2 separate regions of the Homo sapiens genome follow, and region 2 is linked to region 1. The links are chromatin loops, found by intact Hi-C in ENCODE. Cell type or tissue: B cell. All regions are shown on one strand. Links, peaks and the distances in the headings refer to the core of each region. The heading gives the core; the rest is flanking DNA.

Region 1 (5,372 bases), core at 215-5,214:
GGAAGCACTTCCTGAGATTTTGGGCCCTGGGATGATAAAGAATTTGAGTGTCTTGCTTATTGTGCACTGAAATTTAATTCATGACTTTAGAAGGACACAGATGGAGCCACGTCAGATCCTCAGAACAAAAGAGAAAAGATGTTGGGGTTGCTCAAGACCACACAACCAGTGTCAGATGAGGTTTAAACTGCAGTGTCCTTGCATTTCATTTACTTTTCCCTGTATTGGTCATACCTCTATTCCATATGCCTCTTTATTTTTTATAGAACTGACTACTTTTTTTTGTTTCTGAGATGGTTTCGGTCTGTTGCCCAGGCTGGAGTGCAGTAGCGTGATCCTAGCTCACTGTAGCCTAGACCTCCCAGGCTCAAGCGATTCTCTCACCTCAGCCTCCCAAGCAGTTGGGACTACAGGCGTGAGCTACCATGCCTGGCTAATTTTTAAAAAGTATTCTCTGGCCGGGTGCGGTGGCTCACGCCTGTAATCCCAGCACTTTGGGAGGCCAAGGCAGGCGGATCACAAGGTCAGGAGTTTGAGACCAGCCTGACCAACATGGTGAAACCCCGTCTCTACTAAAAATATGAAAATTAGCCAGGCATGGTGGCGCGTGCCTGTAATCCCAGCTACTAAGGAGACTGAGGCAGGAGAATTGCTTGAACCCAGGAGGCAGAGGTTGCAGTGAGCCAAGATCATGCCACTGCACTCCAGCCTGGGTGACAGAGTGAGAGTCTGTCTCAAAAAAAAGTTTTTTAATATTATTTTTTGGTACAGACAGATTCTTGCTATGTTACCCAGGCTCATCTCTAACTCCTGCCCTCAGATGATCCTCCTAACTCGGACTCCCTTACAGGCCTGAGCCACTGCATCCAGCCTAGAATTGACCACTTAGTGCTCCAATCTTTTCCTTATCCTGAGGATGTGAGGAGCTCACTTGTATAAGATTGAGAAGCTTTTTGTTCTCAAAATCTCAGACTTTCCTGAGTGTGAGGGTGACAAGTAAGTTGATGATACCTTTTGACCCCTACTTTCTACATAAGGTAGAAACCTAATCTTGACGATATGTGGCATTAGTTTCATTTATCCAGTGGCCACATCAGGGCTAAGGTTATTTTAGTGTTTTGGAACGTTTTTGGTGTCCATCCCTACCATCCGTTTTCCACCTCATTGAAAGAAGCTCAGCCCAAACTGCTATTAAACTCCAGATTACGGTTTCTAGTAACCTCAGGTGCCTCCCTCCAGACTTAATGTCCTCCACACACTACACCCTGCTGATTTGGAGACTCTTTGAAGCCTAATGTTTGGGGAATGAATAATTAGACCTAGGGTCTCTGGCCTGTGAGATGTTAGGGCTGGAGGGAAGAACTTGCTATCTGATTCCAAAGAAGTGCTGAGAATGTGACACCTGGAGAGGGAAACTTAACATTATTGTTACATGGCATGTCAACTGACAATTTTACAAAGGGTCACTTTTTAGCCAAAGATAGCGATGGCCTCAGTCTGTGGCACCAGCATTCCTGATTTGTGTCCAAAAGGGACTCCATTTTGGGAAAACAGCCAATCTGAAGATTGGAATGGATATTTTTTTTTTTTTTTAAGATGGAGTCTGGCTCTGTCACCCAGGCTGGAGTGCAGTGGCATGATCTCGGCTCACTGCAAGTCCGCCTCCCAGGTTCAAGTGATTCTCCTGCCTCACCCTCCTGAGTAGCTGGGATTACAGGGGCACACCACCACGCCCGGCTAATTTTTGTATCTTTAGTAGAGACGGGGTTTCGCCATGTTGGTCAGGCTGGTCTCAAACTCCTGACCTCGTGATCCGCCCCCCATGGCCTCCCAAAGTGCTGGGATTACAGGTGTGAGCCACCATGCCTGGCCTGGAATGGATAATTTCTCTGCTGCATCTCATTAATTTATACAGCAAGTGTTCACTTCTATATGCTGCACACTAGGGATATGATGGTGTGCACACAGCCCTATTGTCCTGAGATTGCAGATCAGTAGGAATGCTTGGAAGTGAATAAGGTACTCTCCACTCATGCCTTTATCTCTGGACTTTACCTGTCAAGATGAGCCCATGTGTGCAAATATTTCCTGAGTTAGAGCCAGCAAGATCTGAAGTTTTGTAGAAAGGGATGGGTGTGCTACCTTGAGGCCCTGAAAGGTCAGTGAAGTCAGGGCAGAACAATAGGTACTGGAGCTGGGATTTGAGACACAGACAATAGTCCTAACATTTACTGAAGATTTAAAAAATACTAGATGTTCTTAGTAATTCACACGTATTAACCTCACTTAATCCTCACAACAACCCTGTGGTACCATTATTATACCTGGTAAGTGAGGAAGCAGGCACAGAGAGGTAAAGTTGCAAAGTTCATACACTGAGAATCAGGGATTTGAGCCCAAAGCAGTGTTTGATTTGTTTTGTTTTGTTTTTGAGACAGAGTCTCACTCTATCACCCAAGCTGGAGTGCAGTGGCTCAGTCTCTGCTCACTGCAACCTCCCCCTCCCAGGTTCAAGTGATTCTCGCGCCTCAGCCTCCGGAGTAGCTGGAATTACAGGCGCCCACCAGCACACCCGGCTGATTTTTGTATTTTTAGTAGAGACAGGGTTTCTCCATGTTGGGCAGGCTGGTCTTGAACTCCTGACCTCAGGTGATCCGCCCGCCTCGGCCTCCCAAAGTGCTGGGATTACAGGAGTGAGCCACCGCGCCTGGCCTGCAGAACTTTTTCTTTTGGCCACCTGAACAAAGATCCTGGGTCAGTAAGGTGTCAGGGGTTTCTGTGAAGAGGTCAGTTTTCTTCCAGATGAGGATGTGTGTGAGGAAGGTGGAAGCCAGTTTTGTGAAAAGCCTTGAGAATCCCCAAAGGACAGTAACATAGGAAGCTAAATGTGGCGGACTTGCAGGATGAACTGATGCACAGTAAGAGCTCCTTGTGGTCGACCCTTCTGACTTCCATCCCGTTTCCCTGTGCTGGAAGACGCACGCCAGGTGGGGTCGCAGGTTGTTTCTGGTGCCGGCTTAACCGGCGCAGCACCGAAACCCGTAGCTGCGTGCGGGAAGGAACCACCGAGCGGAAGCCGCTCCCACCTTCCTAGAGAGGAGACGGTAGTGGTTATTAGCCGAGGCGCGGACTGCTGACGTCACGCCGGCTGGGCGCGTCCGGGACTTACTCCTTTCCGCAGGGCAGCACCCAGGGACCTGAGTGTTGCAAGGTGCGAGAGGGGAGCGCCGCGGGGAGCGCCGCGGGAAGCGCATGGTGAGCGGTTTCTGCTGTGCCCGGCTGCCGCGGGTCGATTCCAGCTCCTCCCTCGGGAAGCAGGGCGTTTTTCTTCCTGGAGGGCCTGTGGAGCGGAGGCCCGAGGCCTAGGGCAAACTTGCCATGAAGAAAGGAGAGGCTGTTCGAGAGCCCTAGGCTGGGAGTCGGAGGACCTGGGTTCGATTTATACATACTTAAGCATGTCAGTGAACTTCTGGGCACTTTAGTTTTCTGATTTCCAGAAGTAAATACTGTTTCCTGCCTTGCCGTTTCCCAAAGTTGTGCGGGTTGAAGTAAGTATATGCAAGAATTAGTGCCTTCCCTTCATTATTTATTCTTCTCTAACAACAACAAAATAGGTACCGTATGAAGACATGTAGACTCAATACTTTAACAGCAGGCACTATTTATTGAATGCTTACCAGCTGGCATTCTTCTAAGTAGTTGCCATGTAGTAACCCACTTATTCATTACGACAACCCTATAAAGTAGTTACTGGTATCGTCTCCATTTAACAGTTGAAAAAACTGGAGCAAAAAAAGGTTAGGTAACTTGTTCAAAAGTCCTAGTCCTGGAGCCCATGCCATACTTGTAAGTTTGCTGGTGGAAGACAGAATGTAATCAGACTAGAAAGTCCTACAGTAGAAACTTGTAAAATTCTTTGAGAATGTAGACGAGGAAGGGCCTTGGAAAAGTCAAAATTTTCCCACAAGGAAGAGGTGTGAAGTTTCACATTTGAGCTAAATATTAAAGGTTGACTGCAAGCTTGAAAATAATTGCTGGCTTATTTGACCAAATGAGGAAATAAAAGAGACGTTTGAAAATAATTAAACAGTTTGTTCAGTGTCAGTTAAGAGATGCTAGTGGATTGGGATGTATTAGACAGGAAACCAGGTTCCTGCCTTTGAATACAGTGTTCTTTGCATTAGGAGGGTTCTTGAAACCTTTCCCTTATGAAGAGTCCTTAACATCTTACAGCAGATACTCCTTACACAAAGGCAATCCTCTTGTTATTTTCGAGAAATTCCCCCAATTCTAATTGTAGGAGGATAACTGACAGGAAGTTTCCCTGCTGTTGATTCAGCCCGTTCTTAACAAGACCCATTCACCTCACGGCTAGCTCATTTAGTACTTTTCAAATAAATGAATAAACAGATTCAATCAAAGATGGACTGGAAGGGCTTGATTTGAGGTTTTTGCTCTTTTCCCATCTGTATATAGAATCAAAGCTTTGTAGAATGTTGATATTACAAGAAGCTTTAAATATTATCTAGCTTTTCAATTTCATTTAACAAATAAGAAATGGATGAGACTGAGTGACCTGTGTTAGGTCATTGAACAAATTGGTGGCAGAGCTGAGACTAGAATCCACACCTCTTGACTGAGTCCATTACTGGTCCTACTGCCCTCTATTGTAGCCCTGCAGCATTTGACTTTTGAAATCAATGGCTTTTCCAGTAGACTTAGGGGAGCCATTGGGCTCCAACCTGATGTCGTATAAAGAAATTTTTACGCCCAGATGCTTAGTCCTAGGAAGGACCTGCCCTCTTTGTACATTGTCACATCTCTCTGAAGTCTGCCAACTCACTAATTTTTGTCACTGGAGATACTCCTCTAGGATAATAACGATATTCTTTCATTTGAACTTAAAATGGTCATTTGGTTAGAGATGGGATGTTCTTGAGTTACCCTGAATCTAGAAGGTGTAGGAAGTAGGCTGGCAATTTATGAGTGGCTCTTTTTCCTCCCTCAGTGCCTCAAATTCCTGCCTTTCCTCAAGAGAAGAGCCCCCAGGAGAAAAGCCAGTATTGCTTGTGCTCCTAACAACCTGTCTCTTGGTAAGTTAACTCTAACTAGAGAGCCCAGGATGGTGGTGGTTGTGAGACTACCATCAGAAGTGATGGCAGACCTATGGTGGGACCCACCAATGTCCACTAAATGTGGACCCAGCAGAAAATGCAGGACCACACAGAAATGGATACCATTTTACTCAAATCAGTGAGGGTGGCCCACTGTGAAAACGGCTATGGAATAATTGGTTATGGGACAGGTCCTAGAGTGCACTAAGTTCTTATCAGAGTACCTGAACTGAAGACTCTACAGTCATCTGGTAGCAC
Region 2 (5,372 bases), core at 320-5,319, 170 kb before region 1:
CCATTCACAGTGGGCTGGGGTTTTCTTCCCATATCATGGCAAGTCCCCCCATCCCATGTGTCTAGGGCCCCACCTTCTTTTCAGGGTATACAGGAGAGTTCTGGCTGTTGAAAAGGGACTATCCACACAGATGATGTCAGAACATCTGAGCGGTTTGGGGGCAGAGACTCTCCAGACCTGTGCTCCTCTCTTTGTGGGTTTTTGTTTTGTTTTGTTTTGTTTGTTTTTGACAGGGTCTTGTCACCCAGGCTGGAATGTGGTGGCAGAAACACTGCTCGCTGCAGCCTCAACTTCCTGGGCTCAAGTGATCCTCTCACCTCAGCCTCCAGAGTAGGTGGGACTACAGGTGTGTGCCACCAAGCCCGGCTAAGTTTTAAATTTTTTGTAGAGACAGGGTTTCACCATGTTGCCCAGGCTGGTCTCAAACCCCTGGCTTCAAGTGATCCACCCGCCTTGGCCTCCCAAAGTGTTAGGATTACAAGTGTGAGCCACTGTGCCCAGCCTCTTTGTGGTCTTAAATCCAGTAAGTTCCTGGGGACACACTTCTCACAGCTGCCCTCACTCCAAGCAGGATTTAACATGGGAAGTGATAGTGATGATGCAGAGCAGCACAGTAATTGCTATAGATATTCTCTTTTTTTATTATTACATACATATAGGGCAAACGTGGCAGGCCTTAACATTAATGGATACAGGGGATGAACTGAGAGGAAACAAGGATAGTAAACACAATACTAGAAAACACCTATAATACTTACAATGTGTCAGGCACCATTCTAAGTGCTTTATGTATTTTATCTCATCCAATCCTCACAACAACTCTACAATTCAAGTATATTATTATCCCCATTTTCCAAATAAGGAAGCTATGCACAGAGAGGCTAAGTAACTTGTCCATGGTCACTCAGCTCATGGGATGACACCCAGGGTTCTAGTTTGGGTCCCTGGGTGAATGATAATACTTTTTACAGTGATGGGGATATGGGTTGGAGCTTCAGGGTTGCGGATAGATGGTAAGTTTCGTTTCAGGCATGTAGAATTTGAGTTACCTATTTGTTAGCTCTCATACCAAAGCTTGAGTGATGATTTTCAAGAGAAATCGAGTTGGAGTACAGAATTCCTAAAAGCCTTCTGTGGTTGTCTTTGGCCCAAAGGTAGGTGTCCTAAGGTGCTATATCGAGGCATCATCAAGTGTCTTGCCCACTGGGGCCCAACCCAGTCATGGTAGATCGGGCCAGGCCCACAGTGTTGGTCACAGAAGTGCCTCTGAAGTCTAAACACACTGCTCAGATGGGCCTGGTCCTTACAGCCAATGAAAGCCAACCACTTGTGCATGAAACAGCTCTGAAGAATAAAAAACCTCAATCTTGGTTTCCAAATCCTTGTGTCTCCTATAATAGGAAGCCAGGACTGCAGGACAACACGTGGTCAAGGAGACCTGAAAATCAGGTCTGAGAGCATTTAGCCTGGCCTTGGGAGATTTCCTCCTCAAGAATCCTAAGCTTCTGGGGCCTTGATTTGCCTTCCACCTCAAGAATCCTAAGCTTCTGAGGCCTTGATTTGCCAGTAGGCAATGTCTAGCATCAATGTCAGGCAGAGGCTGGGGTTCCTGGTTTTAAATAGCCAAAACCTCCTTGTGAGATTTCCAAATGGAGAGGGGGACCTTGATGACAGGAAACCACCATTAGGATCAATGGACAAAGATTGCTCCAAGAGATTACTTTTAAGCTTGTGGAAACTCTGGAGCAGGACTTCTGGTGTCTTTGTTTCTATCTTGGCTCACACAGATATATGAGGAACATATGTCAGGGCCAGGGTTAGGCCCAGGGCACCTTTGAAATATTGCCATCCCTAGACAGTCCAGGAGACTGTTTACTTTGGGCCCTGTAAAGGACCTATCTCCTGTGCTATAATAAAGATACACAGTTAACTTCATCACACCCTTTGCCCTTCACCCGTGGTCATTAACACACAGGGCCTGCTCAACCATGTTTGTAACAAGGACCAGTTCATATCCTCCTTCTGTATGCAAACCATTCTTCAAAGTGAAAGTCACCTGGGTACCACCTGCCACCCAGAGGCTAGACAACTGCCTACTAGGTTACAAACTGTCCCCACACCTTCTCAGTTTATCTGCTTCTTGGTCTCCCTAGGAACCTCTACATGGACACCAGAATGCTGGTGCTGTCTTACGAAATATTAACCACATTTATGGGCCAAAATATCACAATTTCTAGACATGCTTCTTCATTTTTAAGATGGGAGATGCTTGCTGCTCCCTTCACTGAGACTTCAGATTGGGCATCACACATGGTATAACTGACTGCTCAGGATATGCCAGGCCTTTTGCTATGTAGTGTCTGTTAACCTCATGCGGTGCTCCCAGCCCTGTGAGGTACGCATTATGCTCTGCATTTTTTTCAGATGAGAAAACAGGCTTGGAGGTTGGGTATCTTTCCCAAGGACACCTGGAGGAGAAGGTGTAGAGCTGGGACGCGTCTGGATCCCCCGACTATGGCCTGAGAGCGGGATGTGAGTGGCCTGGGCCCTCGCGAGACCCCGACCCCGCCCGCGGCAGGTGGCCGGGCACAGCCGAGAAGTAAGCCCTGCCAGCTCTCCCGGGTGCGGGGACGCGCGCGCCCACCTTCGCAAACGAGACTTCCGGGATCCCGGAGGGGGCGGAAGTCGAGGCCTCTCTCGCTTCCGGCTCGGCCATTGTTTTTGGTCTAACGGGCAGTAGAGTGTCCGGCTTCGGTGCCGAGTGCCACCGCGAGTGGGCCGAGACGCGGAGGGAGGCGCGGCCGGAGCTCGGGTCGCCGACGCTGGCCAGGACCGCGCTTCTTCCCGGCGGCAGGCGGCGCGGTCCCCGTGACTCTCAGAAGCCGCCCGATGTAGAGCCGCTTCTTTGTCTCATACCCCTGACCATTCGTGCGTGGCACGGAGCCGGGTATCTGCGGGTACAGCGATGAACAGGGCAGACGTGGCCAGGTGAGCGGCGCTGCTGAAGCCTGGTTTAACACGAAAGGTAGATCGCTGTTTTCCCAGCTCTTGCAGTAGGAAACTGTATGAACTGTCATATTTGGGTCAGACCCAGGCTCAGAATCGCAAACGTGGAGCGTGACTTGGAAATGCAAAAATCCAATTGAGATTTTAAAGTGCTGAGCATTCGGAACACTATGGGAAGCAGGAGAATGGCCTGAACTTTCTACATATATGGGATCTTAGAGCAGAGTTTACAGATTATTTTAAAGTCCTTCTTTGTCTTTTTAAAGAGATTGAGACACAGGGATCTGGGCTCTTGGTGAACTGGAAGCACAGCACAGATGCCCTAGTTACCAGTAAGGTGCTGATTTTAAAACGTTCAAAGTTTTCCTCCACTTCAGTGTCAGCTAAATGTATCATATTCATTCATTTCCCAATTATGTGTGCCATGTGCACACGTGTACAAAGATGACTGGAAGTCAGCTCTGCCCTTTGTATCCTCCCAGAAAGCAGGGGAGACAGTCGTGTAAACCACAAACGATTACAGTGTGAGATGTGCTCTACTAGAGGTTTGAATGAAAAAGGTAGTTTGGGATCACTGAGACAATAACCACCTCTCTAAGCCTAGCGTGATCAGGAAGGCTTTCTAGGGGAGGTGCATTGAGTAAAAAAAGGTCTAGTATTTTCTGATTCCATTTGGTTCCTTTCCTTTGGTGGCCGTGCAGCAGTTTGGAGGGTGAGAGTGGTGAGTTGTGCATAAACCAGTTAAAGGGTTATAGTGAGAGGTACACAAAGGGAAGCTACCAGCACTCTTCCTGATGGGGCAATCAGGAAAACCAAGAAAAAGTTGCCTTTGTTCATGGTCTTGACAGACAAGTTTGCCAAAAGTTGAAGAAGAAAAATTCAAAGAAAGAGTATGTGTGGCTTCTAAGTGTGTCTCTAGAGCTTTAGCTCCAAACTTTCTTTATTTTGCATTTCTATCAGTAGAAGAGGTTTGATCACTTACTCCCTACATTGGTTTATTTGTAATTTAAACATGAATACTACTATACAAATTGTAATGCACATTATAAAACATACATTAAATAGGAGTTAAATAACTTAGTATTTTCTCTTGCACCCTTTGGGATAGCCTGCATTTCCCACATTGGAGACCATTGCTGTCTTTCTAGCATGGGTACTTGGGGTGAGTGGTAGAGGGTGTGGCTGGTTGTGAAGGGGGTAAGGCCAGGTTGTGAAGGGCTGTGAATGCAAGGCATAGACATTTAGATTTTATCCTGTAGGTAATGGGAGCCACTGAAACTTTAAGAAGGGCATCATTTGGAGAGATGCTTACTAAGAATGCCTGGTTGTGTTCTTTTTTCCTGGAGCTTTGTTTTTTAACTCAGTGGAGGATTGTCATCAGCCTGGGGCTGAATACTCCAAGAACTCTGATTTCACTCTTGTTTCTGTAGGCCACACTACCATCACCCCTTTCTCCAACCCTGAAAAACAGTTCCTGAGACCTGAACTATTGACCATCATTTTAATCGGACCAACTGCAGCTGTAACAAGCTTCTCTTTGGGGTCACAATGACCACTGCAGGCAGGGGAAATTTAGGCCTCATCCCCAGGAGCACTGCTTTCCAGAAGCAAGAGGGGCGCCTGACTGTGAAGCAGGAGCCAGCAAACCAGACCTGGGGGCAGGGCAGCAGTCTCCAGAAGAACTATCCTCCTGTCTGCGAAATCTTCCGGCTACACTTCAGGCAATTGTGTTACCACGAGATGTCTGGGCCGCAGGAAGCATTGAGCCGGCTTCGGGAGCTCTGCCGCTGGTGGCTCATGCCAGAGGTGCACACCAAGGAGCAGATCCTGGAGCTGCTGGTGCTTGAGCAGTTCCTGAGCATCCTCCCTGGGGAGCTCCGGACCTGGGTGCAGCTGCATCACCCTGAGAGTGGTGAGGAGGCTGTGGCTGTGGTGGAGGATTTCCAGAGACACCTCAGTGGATCAGAGGAGGTGAGCAGTTGAGTCTAGAATGGCGGCCTGATGCTTCTCTAATGCTTGGGTTAGCCTAGGAATAGGCATTCTCCACTTCCCAGGCCCTAGGCCAGTTTGCCTTTAGGGTTGCTGAACTTGTCCTGTGGATAGAGGGAAAATAGTTTTGTGCTCCAAGCCATAAACACAAGTGCACATCCCAGCTAAGCTCTGTGATTCACCCTGTGAAATACTGTGTTCTGAGCCTAGCTTCATCCTGGAGATTCGCATGGTACTCCTGGCAGGCGGGGGATCTGCATGCTGGTTAGAATAGGGCGATCGGGGGAAGGCGGGCCTTTGGGTATGCTGATAATACGAGCCTTCATTTGAGACATTCTCTTTGCTCACTTCCTTGGACTTCTCAGAGTCAATTTTCT

Evidence for each region. Peaks named below come from ENCODE experiments on the same cell type or tissue, not always from the same donor. Only the 100,000 strongest peaks of a DNase experiment are listed, where the experiment ranks them.
Region 2: a loop joins it to region 1, with 2.1 times the contacts of the local background. A loop is called at or near these places in 3 of 110 quality-filtered maps.

Annotation. Positions count from the first base shown.
Region 1 is chr3:44,726,468-44,731,839 of GRCh38, forward strand. It overlaps ZNF501 (zinc finger protein 501), which reads left to right and starts at 3,168. Exons shown (of 3, transcript NM_001258280.2): 1 at 3,168-3,548; 2 at 5,009-5,093. It overlaps LOC105377056 (a long non-coding RNA gene), which reads right to left and starts at 3,059. Exons shown (of 3, transcript XR_940788.4): 1 at 2,325-3,059. RefSeq lists an enhancer at 2,979-3,048. In B cell, for the core only: no CTCF peak of the experiment used is centred there; a DNase peak (open chromatin) is centred at 3,124; H3K4me3 peaks cover 1,440 bases; H3K27ac peaks cover 718 bases.
Region 2 is chr3:44,552,494-44,557,865 of GRCh38, forward strand. ZKSCAN7 (zinc finger with KRAB and SCAN domains 7) reads left to right here and starts at 2,700. Exons shown (of 6, transcript NM_001288590.2): 1 at 2,700-2,988; 2 at 4,437-4,977. The coding sequence starts at 4,555. ZKSCAN7-AS1 (ZKSCAN7 ZNF cluster antisense RNA 1) reads right to left here. Exons shown (of 3, transcript NR_157564.1): 3 at 4,864-5,099. RefSeq lists silencers at 2,454-2,503, 2,614-2,753 and an enhancer at 4,266-4,767. In B cell, for the core only: CTCF peaks have their summits at 2,631 and 2,834; DNase peaks (open chromatin) are centred at 1,978 and 2,798; H3K4me3 peaks cover 1,577 bases; H3K27ac peaks cover 1,046 bases.